2 separate regions of the Homo sapiens genome follow, and region 2 is linked to region 1. A link is an interaction called in ENCODE POLR2A ChIA-PET data of the cell type or tissue named here. Cell type or tissue: endothelial cell of umbilical vein. All regions are shown on one strand. Links, peaks and the distances in the headings refer to the core of each region. The heading gives the core; the rest is flanking DNA.

The links. Peaks named below come from ENCODE experiments on the same cell type or tissue, not always from the same donor. Only the 100,000 strongest peaks of a DNase experiment are listed, where the experiment ranks them.
Region 2: POLR2A ChIA-PET joins it to region 1 with 7 read pairs; 3 of 35 experiments call an interaction of 5 or more read pairs at or near these places.

What each region holds. Positions count from the first base shown.
Region 1 is chr20:9,048,778-9,054,159 of GRCh38, forward strand. No RefSeq gene overlaps it. Among named protein-coding and RNA genes, the nearest start is that of PLCB4, 18 kb to the right of the region's middle. RefSeq lists an enhancer at 2,222-3,421. In endothelial cell of umbilical vein, for the core only: no CTCF peak of the experiment used is centred there; a DNase peak (open chromatin) is centred at 2,944; H3K27ac peaks cover 479 bases.
Region 2 is chr20:8,965,795-8,971,176 of GRCh38, forward strand. LOC105372522 (a long non-coding RNA gene) reads left to right here. Exons shown (of 3, transcript XR_937244.3): 3 at 1,426-2,566. Among named protein-coding and RNA genes, the nearest start is that of PLCB4, 100 kb to the right of the region's middle. In endothelial cell of umbilical vein, for the core only: no CTCF peak of the experiment used is centred there; no DNase peak of the experiment used is centred there.

The DNA of each region.
Region 1 (5,382 bases), core at 163-5,162:
CCACCGTGCCTGGTCCATAATTCTTAAAAGCCCTTAAAAGCCGTAGGATATGCAAATCCTGCATATCCTGCATATGTATCCCAGAACTTAAAATTAAATTAAAAAAAAAAAACTGCAGTCAATCCTCTCAACCCTGCCACTGCTTTATCAACTGACTTTATGGAATATTCTAAATCCTTTGTTGTCATTCCAACAATGTTCACAGCATCTTCATCTGCAGTAGATTTCATCTCAAGGAAATACTTTTTGTGCTCATCCGTAAGAAGCAACTGCTTATCTGTTCAAGTTTCATCATGAGATTGCAGCAATTCAGTCATATCTTTGGGAACCACTTCTAATTCCAGCTTTCTTGCTGTTTCCATCAGATCTGCAGGGACTTCTTCCAATGAAGTCTTAAACCCTCAGTCATTCATAAAGGTCGGAATGAACTTCTTCCAAACTCCTGTGAATGTTGATATTTTTACCTCTTCCCATGAATCACAGATGTTCTTAATGGCATCTAGAATGGCAAATCCTTTTCAAAAGGTTTTCAATTTACTTTACCCATATTCATCAGAGGAATCACTAATTATGGCAGCTGTAGCCTTACAAAATGTATTTCTTAAATAATAAGACATGAAAGTTGAAATGACTCCTTGATCCCTGGGCTGCAGATTAGATGTTGCATTAACAGGCATGAAAACAATATTAATCTCTTTGTACATCCCCATCAGAGCTCTTGGGTGACCAGGTGCACTGTCAATGAGTAGCAATATTTTGAGAGGAATCTTTTTTTCTAAACAGTGGGTCTCAACAGTGGGCTCAAAATATTCAGTACACCATGCTGTGAACAGATGTGCTGTTTGTCTAGGCTTTGTTGTTTCATTTACAGAGCACAGGGAGAGATTTAACATAATTCTTTTTTTTTTTTTTGAGATGGAGTCTCGCTCTGTTGCCCAGGCTGGAGTGCAGTGGTGTGATCTTGGCTCACTGCAAGCTCCGCCTCCCAGGTTAATGCCATTCTTATGCCTCAGCCTCCCGAGTAGCTGGGGACTACAGGCACCCGCCACCACACCCGGCTAATTTTTTGTATTTTTAGTAGAGATGGGGTTTCACCATGTTGGCCAGGATGGTCTCAATCTCCTGACCTCATGATCTGCCTGCCTCGACCTCCCAGAGTGATGGGATTACAGGCATGAGCCACTGCACCTGGTCCATAATTCTTAAAAGCCCTAGTATTTTGTTTTGTTTTGTTCTGAGACAGAGTCTTGCTCTGTCACCCAGGCTGGAGTGCAGTGGTGTGATTTCGGCTCACTGCAACCTCTGCCTTCCATGTTCAAGCAATTCTTCTGCCTCAGCCTCCTGAGTAGCTGAGACTACAGGCACACCCAGCTAATTTTTGTATTTTTAGTAGAGATGGGGTTTTGCCATGTTGGCCAGGCTAGTCTCGAACTCCTGACCGCAGATGATCCACCCACTTCGGCTTCCCAAAGTGCCGGGATTACAGCAGTGAGCCACCACGCCTGGCCTAGCCCTAGGATTTTTGAAATGGTAAATAAACATTGGCTTCAACTTAATGTCACCTGCTGCATTAACTTCAAATTTTGCAGCTTCTTCACCTCTCTGTCATAGGATGAAGAGAATTAGGGCCTTGCTCTGGGTTAGGTTTTGGCTTAAGGGGAATATTTGGGCTGGTTTGATCTTCTGTCCAGACCACACAAACTTTCTCCCTATCAGCAATAAGGCTGTTTTGGTTTCTTAACATTTGTGTGTTCGCTGGAATAGCACTTTTAATTTCTTTCAAAAATTTTTCCTTTGCATTCACAACTTAGCTAACTGTTTGGTGCAAGAGGCCTCACTTTCAGCCTATCTCTGCTTTTGACATGCCTACCTCACTCAGCTTCATCATTTCTAGTTTTATATCAAATGTGACAGACATGTGACCCTTCCCTTCACCTTGAACACTTAGAGGCCATTGTTAGATTAGTAATTGGTCCAATCTCAATATTGTTGTCTCAGGGAATAGGGGGGCCAGAGGGAAGGAAGATAGATGGGGAATGGGCAGTTGGTAAAGCAGTCAGAACACACACAACATTCATCACTTTATATTGGCGCAGTTTGTGGCACCTCAAAACAATTACAATAGTAACATCACAGATCACTGATCACAGATCATCCTGATAATAATGAAAGAGTTTGAAATATTGTGAGAATTGCTAAAATGTGACAACGAGACACAGAGCGAGAACACACTATTGCAAAAGTGGAGCCAACAGATGTGCTTGATGCAGGGTTGTCATAAATTTTCAATTTATTAAAAAAAAAAGCAATATCTGCAAAGTGCAATAAAGTGAAACAAGTAAAACAAGGTATGCCTGTATCTGCCCTTGCTGGCTTTGGTGGTGGAGGAAGGGGATAACAAGTCAAGGAATGTGAGATAGCCTCTAGAGGCTGGAACAGCCCTCAGTTTACAGTCAGCAAGGAAATGTAAATCTCAATGCTACAACTGCAAGGAACTGATTCTGCCAACAACCCGACTGCAAAAACCCAGATTCTCCCTTGGAGCCTGAAGAAAGAAATGCGGCCTGCTGACACCTTGATTTCAGCCTGGTGAGACTCACATAGGACTCCTGCACTACAGATCTTTAAGATAATAAGTTTGTGTTGCTTTCAGCCTAAATTTGTAGTAATTCATTGGAGTAATAATCAAAATCTAATACATGTCCCAAGGTTCCATTGACAACTGTTTTAAGAAATATTTTGCTCCTGTAATATATGCGTCACTGTTTTTCCAGACTCGGATACACATTAGCCAGTTGTTCACCACCTAACTGACAAGTCTCCACCAAACATTTTAGGTTTGTGTTATGACAGCCCTCTACTTCCAGTTTCAATTCCTACATGAGTCAGAATAGCTTAAACTATCCTGTCATTATAAATTAGCTAGGAATCCCAGTGATTTCACAAAGGTTTATGACTCATAGAAAATCTGCTATGGGCCCAGCAGAACTCCAGGACACCTCCCTTCCAAGAGGTGACTCAGAGATCCAGCCTGCTTACATCTCATGACTCAGTTTAATCTAATATGTATATTTTCAGGGGGCCACAGCAGGAAAAGAAAACCCTGCAGGATTTTTACTTTCTCAGATGAAAATATCACTTGTCGCTTTTGCTCACAGTCCATTGATTCACAAATAAAACACAGCTCTGCCTAACTCCAAGAAGGATGAGAAATGTAAGGTTTTTTTTTTTTTTTTTTTTTTGTATGTGCTCAGAAAGAAAGAACTCAATATTGGTGGTAACTAGTGATATCTTTCTATACTTTGTTACCTAAAAAAAAATCAGACTGGGTGTTATGACGCATGACTGTAATCCCAGTGCTTTGGGAGGCTGATGCAGGAGGATCCCTTGAGCCCAGGAGTTTAAGACCAGCTTGGGGGATATAATGAGACCCCATCTCTACTGACAAAAAAAAAATAGCCAGGTGTGGTAGCACATATCTGTAGTCCCCATTACTTGAGAGGCTGAGGCAGGAGGCACACCTAAGCCCGGCAGGTCGAGCAGGCAGTAAGCTTTGATCACACGCTCCACTGCACTCAGATTGGTCCACTTTAAATCTCCAGTTTAAATTAGTTTTAATTTAGACCTTTTAGAGATCTTCTTACCTCCTGACTTGGAAACTTGGAAATTTCAGGGAGAGAAGCAGTGTGGGCAGCATTATTAATTCTTCTCCCATGTAAGAAAGGAAATTCATTGTCTTTTTTTTTTTTTTTTTTTTTTTTGAAATAGAGTCTCGCTCTGTCGCCCAGGCTGGAGGGCAGTGGCGCGATCTCGGCTCACTGCAAGCTCCGCCTCCCGGGTTCATGCCATTCTCCTGCCTCAGCCTCCCGAGTAGCTGGGACTACAGGTGCCCGCGACCTCGCCCGGCTAATTTTTTGTAGTTTTAGTAGAGACGGGGTTTCACCATGTTAGCCAGGATGGTCTTGATCTCCTGACCTCGTAATCCACCCGCCTCGGCCTCCCAAAGTGTTGGGATTACAGGCGTGAGCCACTGCTCCTAGCCTGGAAATTCGTTGTCTTTTATGGGAACGTTTCTTTCCTCTCCTTCCAGGTTGTAATCCTTTGTTTTATATAAATAGTGAGGAAATAGGAGAAATGGAAATAGAAATGACTGTCTGTTGGTGGAGGAACATGCCCCAGTCTTCCTCTGGCTGGGTATGCAGCTGATGGCCTATTTCAAGGTGATTTCCCTTAGGATGGTGATGCATTGTTTCTTGGGGTGATGTCCAGCATAGTTTTGCCTCTGCCCCACCGAGGACCTTGTGGAGAGCAGCAGCCAAGTCTCCCTTTGTCCTCAGCCCCATTTCTGGGTTGGGCATCATATAGCCTGAAGTAGCTACTGGGTTTGCTTCCTTTTCTATCCTTTGTGCTTCTTCATGCGTGGAAATTGCTGAAGCCCTTTTGTATGCCCTCTAAGAGTCTCAGAGCACTGAGATACGGTGAAGATTGCCCACATCTTCTTACCAGCATGCAACACCACAGTCCCTTCCTGCCTGGCTCCTCTCCCCAACCCACCACAAGTTCCTGTCATTGATAATGATCTCCACGTGAGAAGCAGGCATTATACTTTATGTCCTGAGACATAAGACAGAGTTACTTTCAGTAACTCTGCAGCTACATCTCAAGCTCTCCCAAGAACTTCCTTCCCCTGCTCCCTCATTCAAGCTCCAGTTAGCTGTAATAGCTAGCACAAAGTGGGCCAATAGGTTTTGTAGACCAGATGCTGCCCAACTACATGCCCCATGAGATGCCCATCTTCCTTTCTAAGGGGCAAAACAAAATCTTTAGAAATAGTTTATTCAGAGCATCTCTCTTTGGTGTGGTGTGGGAGAAGAACCCCTCTCCTTTCTCTCATGAAGAGGAAGGGAAAAGCCATGGTTCTCCTTACTATTCAGCAGCTGAAGATGCCAGTGATTCTCTTTTTACCTCCCTAGTCTCTTTGGGAAAACATAATGTACATAAACAATCAATAAAATGCATTACAATAATGTAAGTGCTATATAAAGTCATTCCTTTATAGTACTACCACTAAACCACTGTAGAAGTTCAGAGAAAGAAAGAGATTAATAAGCTCTAGAAGTAGTCTGAAAGAGTCCTGAGCTAGCATTCATTGAATTTTTGTAGGTGCCAGATACTGTACTAAGCACTTGTGATTGTTAATTTGATGTGGCTATTTGACTGGGCCATGGGGTGTCCAGACATTTGGCCAAACATTATTCTGGGTATGTCTGTGAGGGTATTTCTGGATGAGATTAACATTGGAATCAGTAGTAGACTGACAATCTTCTTCCTGATATTAACACAATTATGGAGAAACTGGAGTGAAAGAAGCCACCTCGACGA
Region 2 (5,382 bases), core at 180-5,179, 83 kb before region 1:
GTAAACATGTTTCATAAGGAGTATTTTGCCGACACCCTATAATCTGGTTTATGACACTGCTTTGTCAAGAGGCAAAGGTTTATTCCCTCCTTTTCAAATGAATTGGAGATGTTCTAAGTCAGTGGTTCTTGAAATGTGGTCCCTGGACCAGCAGCAACAGCATCACCAGGGAACTTGTTACAAGTGCAAATTCTCAGCCAGGGGCAGTGACACGCAGCATAGCAAGACCCTGTCTCAAAAAAAAAAAAAAGAAAGAAAGAAAAGAAAATCCTCTGACTGCAGCCTAGACCTACATAATCAAAAACCCTAGGGGTGTGCCCAGTAATCTGTGTTTTAGCAAGTTCTCTAATGCAGTTTTGAAGAACCAAGAAGCTAGGCTCTCTCAGTTCAGGATTGAATTCAGCCTCGATTAAAAACTTTCAAAATAACAGTGACTTAAACAAAGCAGAAGTTCATTTCTCTAACACATAAAAGAAGTCCAAAGGTAGATGTTCAGGGCTAGTATGAAGGCTCCATGGTGACAGAGGAAACCTAAGTTTTTTCTATTTTTCTGCTCTGCTATCCTTTGTGTATGGTTTTTTATTTCAAGCTGGCTTCATGGTTCAAAATGGCTACAGGAGCTCCAACCATTACTTCTCTGTTCCAGGCAGAAAGCAGAAGTTGGGGGATAGAGCAAGCAAGTAGGGTCTACTCCTGCTGTTTGTGTCCCTCTGCAGGAATTTTCTCAACAGTCTCACCTAACAATTCCATTTATATTTTTGGCCACCTATAGCTGTTAAGAGAAGCTTAGAAATACGGTCTTTTATCTTAAATTAAAATTGTCATTACTGATAGGTAACTCACTTTCTCTGCCACCATGATTCCAGACCCTCTTCCATATAAATAAACATAATTCCAAATACAAAGCGAGGTTAAACTCTTCTATCCCAAGGAAATATCAAACATGAGTATGACTACATTTTTAGTAATTTTATGAAAGAATAGTAAATGATATATTGAGAATCTCATAAATGATCTTATTTAAACTTTCCATTTCACAAATGAACAAACTGTGGCCCAGAGAGGGAGATTTTCATGTCCGTAAGAGCTGGTGAGAAACAGACCGGGGTGCTAGAACCTGAAGGAGCTAGGAATAAATCCAAAGCTTCCTGAAATGTATGCCAAAGCAGTCGTCTCATAGGAGACTCCATGGACAAAAATCTCCATGATCAAGTGTTGTCAGTTAACATTACAAAGAACTTGGAGCCCATTAAGATTAAATTTTTTAAAAAAACAGGCTGTTCTTCATACTCAACACACAGACTATTTATCACTTAAAGTGAGTTCTTAGAACATTAAAAGTAAAATGGTTGTATCAGAATAAATTTTATTGCAAATTCTCAGGACTTATTTCAGAACTCCTGAAACCTACTTTGATGATTTCAGGTTCTGCTCATGAAACAGAGACAACCATGTGTGGTGCCTGCATTCTTGGCCTGCGGGGAGTGGAAAGGAGACAAAGAGTAAAACACGGTGGGAAAGAAGAAAAAGAGGTTAAGAAAAGCAAATGTGCCTACTCCAGGTAATTTTGACTTAGGGACCCTGATTAACTTACACACTAATTAAACCATTTCCAGATTTTGTGCAGTCTGAAAGCAGCCCATTTTCCCCAACACCAGGTCGCTCAAGATGACCACAGGAAGGTTGTCATCTTCATGTCTAAAAGCCAGTTGACACTCAAGGGTGTCATTTCACTTCAGTGAAATGAGAAGCTTCACAGATGTGTAGACTCTGAAAAATCTAACTGGAAAACAATACAGGGAAATAGCAATACTAGGCATCAAAGCAGCAAAAAAACTACTCAATTATCTGATATGGGGATTATCAATGGAATAAATGTGGGGTTTGTTGTTTGTTGTTGGGATTGTTGTGGGTTTTGTTTCATTTTTTAGGGTCTCACTTTTCTCCACCAATTAGATCTGTGCTGTGAGCCACACAGGTTTTGAGTACATGTTTTGGGACTTTATATCGGTCAGACTTTGCCATGGTAACACTGTGTAACGAGCAGCCCCAAAAATCTCAGTGGTGGTCAAAAGCAAACCTTTATTTCTCATTCATGGGTTTTCAGTTTGTTCAGGCTAAAAGTAAAATACACAGATTCTTCACCTGTCTTTCATTCCATGCTGAAGGAGCAATTGACTGCCTGGGACATACTTTTCTCATAACAGAGGCAAGGGTGAAAAACACCAAGTCATCTTGATTATGCAATCCCATTTTTAATGTAAACAATGTCATGTCTGCTTCTATTTCATTGAGCAAAGCAAGTCATATAGGCAAGCCCAACATCAGTGGGGTGATAAAGCACACTCTCCAATGGAAGGAGGAGGGGAGCATGATCATTTGCTGAACAGTAATGCAAGATAGCACAAGACTTGTCTGGGGTGAGAGAGAGATCAAAGCTGTGGATCCCACCCAGTCTTCAACCAAAGCAATGTGGCTTTGACCTGTTTTCTGTCTTGGACTTGAATAATACTTTATTTGAAAGAAGTGTTAAATTGTTTATTAAAAAAAAAGACAAGTTTGAAAACCACTGTTTCCAAGTCGCTTATTTTGCCAATAAAGAATCTGGGGTCAAAGGGTAAATGCCTTGCTGATTGTATCTGTCTCAGGACCAGGGCTATGAGATTTAAAGTCAACCAGATCTGGATTTTCAAACCTAGCTCTACCATGTTTTAGCGGAGACACTCTGGACATGTTCACTATCCTTTCATCATCACAGGCAAGGGTCTGTCCAGTGCCCTAAGTCCTAGGGCTCTCCAGTTGCTAACCACACTGAAGGGATGAAATGTATGAGTGGGCCCTCCACTGGTGTGATCTGTAATCAGAATGGGAAAGACTCTCTTTGCTCCACCATGTCCGTGGGATGAGATGGAAAAGTGCACCATTCCTGGTGGTGATGCTTCTATTTAAAATACTGCTAAACTGAGTTTCCTTCCTTGCTCTTCTCTCTCCCTTTCTTTGACAAACCTATGCATGACTCGAGTATACAGCTATCTCCCCTAGTGGAGCACAGGCTTTTTGGAGGATAAGGGTCACTCTTTCCATGTTTATTTCTTCCCACGCCTACACCTCACACCTCATTCCAACTCCACAGCACAATAACCATCCTATCTTCACAGCAGCAGAGATTATGTAAATGGTTATAAATTAAATAATATGTTTTCTTCTCCATGACCCTAGTGTAGCATTTTGGAGAAGACATGGCTTCAGGAATGATTTCCCAGAAATTTTGAAGGTCCTTAAAACTAAAGAAGAAAGTCCTGTGATATCTGCAAAGGCTCATTTGCAGAAACTGGCCCAGCCCAAGTGTACAGAAACAAAGAAATGCTACAGCCAGTCAAAACCATTTGGCTCACTGGTTCTTATTTCAAATCAGCAGAATAAACAAACTGCAGTCCAAGTAGGAACTGGTTCTGCTGTCCTCTTCTTTTAAGCCAAGGCACAATGTTTGAATGTTTCAGAAGTTTCTTTCTAATGGGTTTCCTTTTATTGTCTGTGCCAGATGGCCAATGGATCCTAGGCTAGTAAATCAATATGCTCACTTTAAACTCTGACTTCATTTGTTTAGTACTTTCCTGGCATCACTTGTGCATATTATAGGAAGAAAGGTGTGGCTATTGCATTGTTCTATAATAAATCCAGCTGTGTTTTACCCATATTTCTACTCTAAACATTATGACTTCTGGTTATGCACAAGTTGACAATAAGAGCAGGGTGTATGTATACATACATCCCCCATCCACCCAGCACTCCTGGTAAGTAACCAAATCCATCCTCCACCCTGAAATTCAACAACCTGGTAGTTAAAAAGAATTCTTTGAGGCACAATGAAAGACTCATGTCCACACTCTTGTTCTAAGAATTCGTAAGCTGGGATACATTTTACTTTTCTACATCCAGCTCCCTTTTTATATGTGCTTTTCTAAGACCAGGACAATTGATCAAACTATTTATCATGAAAGAGCTCTTCTCACTCTACACATTTCAATTTCACAATATAAAAAAGAAAGAGGTAAAATCGCCAGGGAGTCTTCAACTCATATTGTCACTGAAAGTGTGGGGATTATTCAGACAGACTGCCCCAAACTGGACAACACAGTGATGTCATCCAAGAGAGCCTCATATCTGAACAGACTTGTATTTTTAAGTAGTCAAGGAAAAAGCCTAATCAATAAGAATGAACTTCAAATATGTCCACCATCAGAAAAGCAGGAGACATACAAATATCCAGAACATAATTCTGGAGGTAAGATGGCAGAAGACAGGAGAGCCTGCATAACTGAGCCTTCTGCTCCAGCTGGTGAGGGTCATCTCTTAGCTTTCCTTACAGATTCAAGATGGTGGACTGAGGGTCAACCTCGTAAGGAGAATCATTTTAGAGGAGTGTTTCACTCCATACTTGGCCTTCACATTCCAGCCCAGACATCCCCTTCTTTCTGAAGACTTTCCCTCCTATGTTGGATCTACGAACCTTGCATATGTTCCTGTTGCAGTACTAATCACATAGCACAGTCATTTTTCATGTATACGATTGTCTCTTCTACTAGGTTCTGATCTCCTTGACAGTAAGGACAATGCCAACCTGCCCAAAGAACTTAGCACCATGCCTATTGCTTAGTATAAAATTCTGGGGTGTTCAAGCAGCTCACATCACCTAGTGTCAGTAGATTTCTTTTTCCTTTTGCAACAGTGAAAACCGGGAATCAGCAACTGTAATCTCTTCTAAGGATTTAGAATCAAGAAAATATAGACAAAATTCATCAATGGCTGATTCTATGGAACTGAGGTACTAGTTTACTTGCTTCTTCCTAGCCTAGCCTAATCTCACCCTTTCCCCAACCCCCCTCCCCCATAGCCACAGGTAACAGGTAGGCTCACCTGTCAATGTTCATAGCTCATTGGACTAGCATGGTCATTTAACACACAAGATAGAAAAAATTTGATTATATAATTCAGGATTTTGAATGAAGAAGCCTATAATTTGGTCATGCAGCCTCAAGATGAAACAGCCATTTATTTTTTTATGGCCACAAAGGTTGAAGGATGATTATAGAGAGAACTGGGATGATAAAGCTGTCACATAGAGAGAAGCAGAAAATCGTCTGGTCCATGTGTCTCCAGAGAAGTACAGACAGAGAGAGAGAGATAGAGAGAGAGAAGGGAATACCCAGAGTTTTCTTTTTCTCAATTCTTGTCCAATAGGAAGCTGGTTATTCTCATATCATTGAATTCCATATTACTCCCTTCCACTATATATTCAATATTTATTTTAGCTTATTTACATGGGTCTTAGTTTCCCATACAAACTAAATTATTCCTAACTAAGGCATTGTAAAAGATAGC